Linked DNA regions of Homo sapiens: region 2 is linked to region 1. The links are chromatin loops, found by intact Hi-C in ENCODE. Cell type or tissue: K562. All regions are shown on one strand.

Region 1 (4,000 bases):
CAGTTGTTCTTGTTCGCCCGTTATCTCATTACCCTTCACAGCAAAGAAGACCCAGAATGTAACCACATCTGAACAGACTCTTTCAAGACAGTGACTGTTGCCAAGGATCATATAAATTCCAAAGAATTTTACAAGTTACTTTCTGTTCCCCATCCAATCGTTCTCCCTAGTAATCATTTATAATCCCTCAATAGAATTCTTCTCCCTCTCCCATAAGCCCCCATTCTGTCTGTAACCTCGAGGTAGTATATAAGTTTCTGGACTTCACTGGAGGGGGTCTAGTCTTTATTCTGAAGGCTGTCATGTATACCTGTTAAGAATGATAGAGAAGATGTCTTGGGTGAATATTATGATATATAAATTATATCTCGATTTTTAAAAAATTGAGGCCAGGCACAGTGGCTCACAACTGTACAGTCTCGGCACTTTGGGAGGCCGGGGCGGGTGGATCATGAGGTCAGGAGTTCAAGACCAGCCTGGCCAAGATGGTGAAACCCCGTCTCTACTAAAAACAGAAAAATTAGCCCGGCGTAGTGGCGGGCGCCTGTAATCCCAGCTATTCAGGAGGCTGAGGCAGAGAATTGCTTGAACCCAGGAGGCGGAGGTTGCAATGAGCCGAGATCGTGCCACTGTACTCCCGCCTGGGCGACGAGTGAGACTCCATCTCAAAAAAATAAATAATAAAAACTGAGATTTTTTAATCTCAAAGATTGAGATCAGTTCCGTGTTAAGTGATGTGTTCAGTGCTGGCAGCTTGATGTTGGCCATGGTGAGAGTACTTATAGCACAGAAATTGGTAAATGTTATAAACTTGGGCTTGATTTATATATTTTTTCATTGTCTAGTGTCTCTAGACTTAAAAAAAATAGAGAAGATGCCTTGGGTCAATATTATGGTATGTAAATTATATCTCAATTTTTAAAAAAGTGTGTTGCATCTGTAGCCATTATAATAGGAATAGTACAAAAAATTGAGGAAATATTTGTTCAGCATTCAGAAACTACCACTTGATTAAACAAAGTTACTCATGTTTTCAGTGAAGTTCTGACATACATCTTTGACTTGTTTCCCTTTCATCTTACATGTTAACGTGAAAGAAATTATCAACCACATTTGTGTTGAAGCTATGCTCATTTGTCAGTTGCAAGCCTAGGTTGGCTACAAATACACCAGCAAAAAAATCAATGAGCTTTCTGCAAGAATCAATTGGTTGTATGGATTTTACAATAATTGTTATTGTATGTTTTATTATTTATAAATTGTTACTGATGATAAAGAGTCAAACTCTGGCCAGGTGTGGTGGCTGACACCTGCAATCCTGACACTTTGGGAGGCCAAGGTCGAGGGATCACTTGAGGTCAGGAGTTTGAGACCAGCCTGGGCAATGTAGCAAGACCCCGTCTCTACAAAAAATAAAAAATTAGCCAGGTGTGGTGGCATGTGCCTGTAGTCCCAGCTACTCAGGAGGCTGAGGCAGGAGGATCACTTGAGGTTGCAGTGAGCCATAGTCATACTACTGTACTCCAGCCTGAGGGACAGCGTAAGACCCTGTCTCAGAAGGAAAAAAAAGCATATCCAGCTGCAACTTGGGTATTTCCCAGCCACCAGGTCACACACCACACCAACGCAGAGGGTGGGGCCCTGGAACTCAGGAGGGGGCGTGATCCAGGGTGCTCTCTTAGCCACAGGATCCCATGGTACTGCTGAAGGGGGCTGTGGCTTGGGATTGGCTGTGGAGGTGAGCAGGGTCTTAGCGTTGAAAGCAGCTGATGGAGTAACAGGACCACGGGGGAGAGTGAGGGGAAGGCCAGCATCCTCCGGATGTGTATGGGGCAGGTGTTGGGGGTGGGAATACAAAGAGGCCTCGCTTTGGAGGGGGAGGATGGTGAGCTGTGTTGGGCATGTTGAATTTGAGGTGCGTTTGGGACATGCAAGTTGGAAATCCAGATCTGGGGTTTTGGAGGAGAGGTGGGGGCTGGAGATACAAGTTTGGGCCTTCTGGGAATAGGTGGTAATTAAAGTTGTGGGTATGCCTGGGCTTGATGAAGTATGATCAGGGGCTGGGTGTGCCTTGAGGGGAGCCTGTAGAGAGGACCTAGTCTGCAAAGGGCTGGGTATGGGTGTAGAGCACCTTCGACATAAGTAACTCCATCTTAGAAAAAGACTCCATCTTACATTTAATATGGCACTTCGCCAACAGGGACCGCATGTTTTACCTGATCAATAAAGACTCATCCAACCAGATAAGGACATAAACAAACACACTCTCCACTATCAGTCCTCACCAGAAGACTCTGTGACTATAAAAGGAGCAAGACTTCAGCAGCTTGAAACGGCCGTCTCAACTGACACCATCTTGCTGTCACTTGTGATCAGCACCCAGCATCTCCCACCGAAGGCTCTGCCCACATCAGTGACTCTACTATTTACAACAGCCAAGATGCGGAAGCAACCAAAGTGTCCATCAACAAATGAATGAAGAAAATATTGCATATATACACAACGGAGAACTACTCAGCTGTAAAAAAGAATGAGATGCTGTCATCTGCAACATGGATGGAACTGGAGCTCATTATGTTAAGTGAAATAAGCCAGGCACAGAGAGAGAAACTTCACCTGTCGTTACTTATTTGAGGGAGCTAACAATGAAAACAACTAAACTCATGGAGGTTGAGAGTAGAAGGATGGTTACCAGAGGCTGGGCAGGGTAATGGGGTGGGAGGGGAGTGAGGATGGTTAATGGGAACAAACATATAGTTAGATACAATAAGACCTAGTATTTGATAGCACAAGAGGATGACTACAGTCAAAAATAACTTATTGTACATGTAAAAATAAGTAAAAGAGGCCGGGCGTGGTGGCTCACGCCTGTAATCCTAGCACTTTGGGAGGCCGAGGTGGGCAGATCACCTGAAGTCAGGAGTTTGAGACCATCCTGGCCAACATGGTGAAACCCCGTCTCTACTAAAAATACAAAAATTAGCCGGGCGTGGTGGTGGGCACCTGTAATCCCAGCTACTCAGGAGGCTGAGGCAGGAGAATCGCTTGAACCCAGGAGGCAGAGGATGCAGTGAGCTGAGACTGTGCCATTGCACTCCAGCCTGGGCAACAAAAGTGAAACTCTGTCTCAAAAAAAAAAAAAGAAAGAAAGAAAGAAACGAAACAGCGTCAATAAAAGTCTGACCTTGTGGAAAGACACACGTGTGTGGACCTGGTTATGCCTGACCTCGCGCTGCTCACAAGTGTGGCCAATGTGGAGGGGAGTGTTCTAAATAGGAAGGTCCCTGAGTCAGGGCACCTCCTGAGAAGTGACGAGGGCTGAGAAGTTGCCTCTGGATTAGCGACCTTGACAGGAGCTCTCCCGCAGGACCAGTGGGACCAAAAGCCGGCTGGAGTGGATGGAAGAGTAGGGGGAGAGCCTGAGGCAGCGGGACCAGTCGGCGGGAGGGTGTGAACTAGGGCAGAGACAGCTGGCAGAGGGGAGCGGCCCAGATTCCCACCCCACCCTCAGGTCCAGGATGTGACGTGTGATATGTGGGATGTGAGGAAAGGAGGGGTCCAGCTCGAATCTCAGGCTCCTGAGGCTGCAGAGATGGTCCTGGGAACAGGGGAGCTGGGTTGATGAGGGCAGCAGTCCTGGCCTGAAGGTCAGGAGACGCTGGGCTGGAGGTCACCTCCACAAGCGCTCCCTTTGTAGGGAGGGTGGGGTCAGGCCTGCAGGGGGAATGCACGACAGGAGAGTGGTGGAGGCAGAATCCAGGGCTCTGCCCGCAGCCCTGATGTCCCCGGGAGGGATGAATGAAGGGACGAAGGAGCAGGCAGCACAGAGCTGTCCCAGAGGGACAAAGAAGCGTGCAGCAGAGGCTAAGGGTGCCAAGAAGTGCCTGGCCAGCTGTCAAGTATTGCAAAGGCCACACAGGATGAAGACTGCGGGTGGCCACCGCTCAGTCTGGCTCAAAACAGCATGGATGGCAGTTTCTGTGGAGTGGCCAGATACAAG
Region 2 (4,000 bases), 65 kb before region 1:
CTGGGTGCAGGCAGGCTGAGTCCGAAAAAGGAGTCAGCGAAGGGTCGTGGGATTATCATTAGTTCTTATAGGTTTGGGATAGGTGGTGGAGTTAGGAGCAATTTTTTGCGGGCAGGGGGTGGATCTCACAAAGTACATTCTCAAGGGTGGGGGAGGATATTACAAAGTACCTTCTTCAGGGTGGGGGAGGATATTACAAAGTACCTTCTCAAGGGTGGGGAGGGTGTATCTTACAAAGTACATTCACAAGGGCAGGGGAATATCACAAAGTACATTATGGCAAGGGCGGGGAGGGTGTATTGTCACAAAGTCAATTGATCAGTTAGGGTAGGGCAGGAACAAATCACGATGGTGGAGTGTCATCAGTTAAGGCAGGAACTGGCATTTTCACTTCTTTTGTGGATCTTCAGTTGCTTCAGCCCATCTAGATGTATACGTGCAGGTCACAGGGGATATGATGGCTTAGCTTGGGCTCAGAGGCCTGACAGGTAACTTTTTTTTTTTTTGAGATGGAGTCTCACTCTGTTACCTGTCTCAAATGCAGTGGCGCAATCTCGGCTCACTGCAACCTCCGCCTCCCAGGTTTAAGCAATTCCCCTGCCTCAGCTTCCCGAGTAGCTAGGACTATAGGCGCATGCCACCACGCCCAGCTAATTTTTGTATTTTTAGTAGACATGGGGTTTCACTATGTTGGCCAGGATGGTCTCGATTTCTTGACCTCGTGATCCGCCTGCCTCTGCCTTCCAAAGTGCTGGGATTACAGGTGTAAGCCACCATGCCCGGCTGCTTGGCTAACTTTTAAACATTTTTTTGGTAGAGATGAGGTCTCACTATATTGCTCAGCCTGGTCTCGAACTCCTGAGCTCAAGCTATCTTCCCACCTCAGCCTCCCAAACTGTTTCAATTACAGGCATGAGCCACTGAGCCTGGCCTTCAGTCGTTAATAATATAATAATATGGTCTGGGCGTGGTGGCTCACACCTGTAATTCCAGCACTTTGGGAGGCTGAGGCAGGTGGATCACCTGAGCTCAGGAGTTCCAGACCAGCCTGGCCAACATGGCACAACCCCGTCTCTATTAAATATATAAAAAAATTAACCAGGCATGGTGGTGGGCTCCTGTGATTCCAGCTCCTCAGGAGGCTGAGGCAGGAGAATTGCTTGAACCCAGGAGGTGGAAGTTACAGTGAGCCAAGATCGCGCCACTGCACTCCAGCCTGGGCGACAAGAGCAAGACTCTGTCTCAAAAATAATAATAATAATAATAATAATAATGTGATAATTTGTGTTTGCACAAAACTTTGTACTTTTCCAAGAGGCTTCACATTCATTGTAGTGTTTAAGCTTCTGTGAAAACCCTGTGAGGCAGGTAAGGTGAGTCCCAGGAGGTTTTCCCAGATGGCGCAGCTAATTAGTGTTGCTGGTAGCATTAGGAGTAGACTGCAGACTCCTGGGGCCCCAGCCCTTTATCAGGGAATCATGCCTTTATGAATTGCGGAAAGGCTTAGTGTAAGCCCCAAGGAGAACCTTTCTTCCCTCTGGGTGGGTCTCAGGCCCTGGGGTAATGAAGACTTGTTTGTCATTGCATGTTTCCAAGTGTTTCCCAGACTCATTAGTCTCCTTTGGCTTTTGAGGTTTTGATGAGACAGTGAGAGCCTTCTGCGCTGATTAGAACGTTTCTGCAAATCGCCCTGGCTTTTCCCAGAAGAGGCTGTGGGTGTGGTGCACACAGTGCGGTTGGCTTCCAGCTTCCTGTTGGCTTCCAGCTTCCTGTTGGCTTCCAGCTTCCTGTCCCTCCGGCTGGGCAGGCAGAGGACCTCAGCCTGTGGGGGAGGGGTTCTCAGAGTGGAGAAAAAAGAGATCTCTGTGGCTACAGGGGCAAACAGGGTCTGAGGGAGCTGCTAGAGCAATCCCGTCCTCCCACACCCGCAATGGGACCCCCATCTGTGCTGTGACGACCCTGAGATCCCAGAGGAGGCAGGTGGAGCTGGCCGTTCATGGCTTCGAACCGCCCCCTTTGTAGACCCTTGGGCCCTTCTCACGGCCTCAGGAGCCCAGTCTCCTCCTGTGGCCCCCGCCGCCCCAGACCCTCCTGCCCAGCAAGGCTACCTCCTGAATTTTCCTTTTTCTCTTCTTCTTCCTCAAAACCCCTGTTCCTCAGGTTCCATGGGCAACTGCCATGTCATGGGCATAGTGCTCAATTGAGAATCAAGTCACCTGGGTTTAAGTCTCCACCTTCCACTGACTGCCCAGGTACTGCCCCCATCAGGGACTGCCAGCTCTATACAGTGAGGATCATGATACCCATGACAGGATGGATGTGAAGCCCAAAAGAGATGGAATTCATAAGATGCTAAAAAGAGACAGCTATAGACCAGATACCAGTGTTACATGTTGGGTGTTATTCTCCTCATTCAGTGGGCTGTCATAGATCTAGAGAAGTGTTCTGAGAAAAACCATCAGGATATAAATCTAAGGTGTTTGGTCCTTCACAATTGTGTCATTCTTTTGGCCAAATTCACTCCCTGATGTTTGAGATGGATCAGCTCTAGATCCCACAAAGAACACTAGCCTCTGACAGAATTCTTCCGCATCTTCCAAGCCTTTATAGAAGCAGACACAAAAACAATGATGTACCTGTTCCATAGGCTTGGAGAGTCCAGCCCTCTGGCCTTGAGAGACTCAGACAGGTGCATTGCATGAAAGGTTATTGAGACAGCTGTAACCCTCTTCTAGAGGTGGATTCAGCTGAACATCTAGTTTACAGACTCCTCTATAAATACCTGGACACAGGAGCTGTGTCCCCCAGATCTACAGCACCACCTCAAAGGGTACATGCTTCAGGGCTTGATAGGTTTTTTTGTGTGTTTTTTTTTTTTTTTTTTAGATGGAGTCTTGCTCTGTTGCCCAGTCTGGAGTGCAGTGATGTGATCTCAGCTCCCTATAACCTCTGCCTCCCAGTTTCAAGTGATTCTCCTGGCTCAGCCTCCACAGTAGCTGGGACTACAGGCATGTGCCACCATGTCTGGGTAATTTTTGTATTTTTAGTAGAGGCAAGGTTTTGCCATATTGGCCAGACTGGTCTCGAACTCCTGATCTCAAGTGATCTCCCTGCCTTGGCCTCCCAAAGTGCTGGGATTACAGGCATGAGCCACTGCACCCAGACTAGATTTTTAAATCTTATCCATACAAGGGTAGAGGTATCTGCTAGTTATTTTTAGCCAATCCACCTATCTTGAACACCATTCATTTCACCAATGAATTAAATCATTTTTAATATGTATTTATTCTAGCATTCATTTATTACACTAATTAACAAATTCTCTGATGCAGACTATCAGATGGGCCTCAAGACTATGTAGCCTCTTTCAAATGCTTACTAACCACACTTGGAGTGTGTATTCCTGATTAGGATATTTCAGATGTTAACCAGGTACCCCTGTGGTATAGATTAAAATGAACTAAAACACATACATTTCACATTCTTTCAGCAGAAGCCTTTAAAGTAAGTTCTAGAACTGACTTTGCACCAGATCCCCCGGGGGGCTCAGTGAGCGGGAGCCACTGGAAGGGAGGTCCTGAGTGTCACCATACCCACATCTCCCATGGGCCTGGCACCAAGAGCATAGAACGTGCTCCATCTTTGCTGGAGAATGTGACCCAAAAGGAGACATGCCCACACTGTAGTGTGTTCCAAACGTGGACTCATTTTTAACTAAAGAAGTTTCTAGAAGGCCTAAGGGGAAGTACCACAACTCCTGGTTGTCTGAAAATATATCCAGAGCCAACCTTTTTGCCCTCCCAAAGGCAACAAGCACATGTAGGGCTGCCTTGCTTCAGGCCTCCCCCATTTTGCCCTGGTCCCGTGCACTGACTCAGCTCCCCTTCCCTTCAGGAGTCGGTGATGGAGGCAACGAGCTTGGGATGGGTAAAGTCAAGGAGGCTGTGAGGAGGCACATACGGCACGGGGATGTCATCGCCTGCGACGTGGAGGCTGACTT

What was found. A loop is a pair of places that touch in the nucleus more often than their neighbours do. Peaks named below come from ENCODE experiments on the same cell type or tissue, not always from the same donor. Only the 100,000 strongest peaks of a DNase experiment are listed, where the experiment ranks them.
Region 2: it touches region 1 in a loop (2.7-fold over the local background); 3 of 110 quality-filtered maps call a loop at or near these places.

The regions. Positions count from the first base shown.
Region 1 is chr14:91,265,980-91,269,979 of GRCh38, forward strand. It overlaps a transcript of GPR68 not described here. Among named protein-coding and RNA genes, the nearest start is that of GPR68, 23 kb to the left of the region's middle. RefSeq lists cis regulatory regions at 1,544-2,573, 3,451-3,729 and an enhancer at 2,126-2,420. In K562, no CTCF peak of the experiment used is centred here; DNase peaks (open chromatin) are centred at 1,672 and 2,282; H3K4me3 peaks cover 598 bases.
Region 2 is chr14:91,200,812-91,204,811 of GRCh38, forward strand. DGLUCY (D-glutamate cyclase) reads left to right here. Exons shown (of 14, transcript NM_001102368.3): 12 at 3,895-4,000. Among named protein-coding and RNA genes, the nearest start is that of GPR68, 42 kb to the right of the region's middle. In K562, no CTCF peak of the experiment used is centred here; a DNase peak (open chromatin) is centred at 1,710; H3K4me3 peaks cover 187 bases.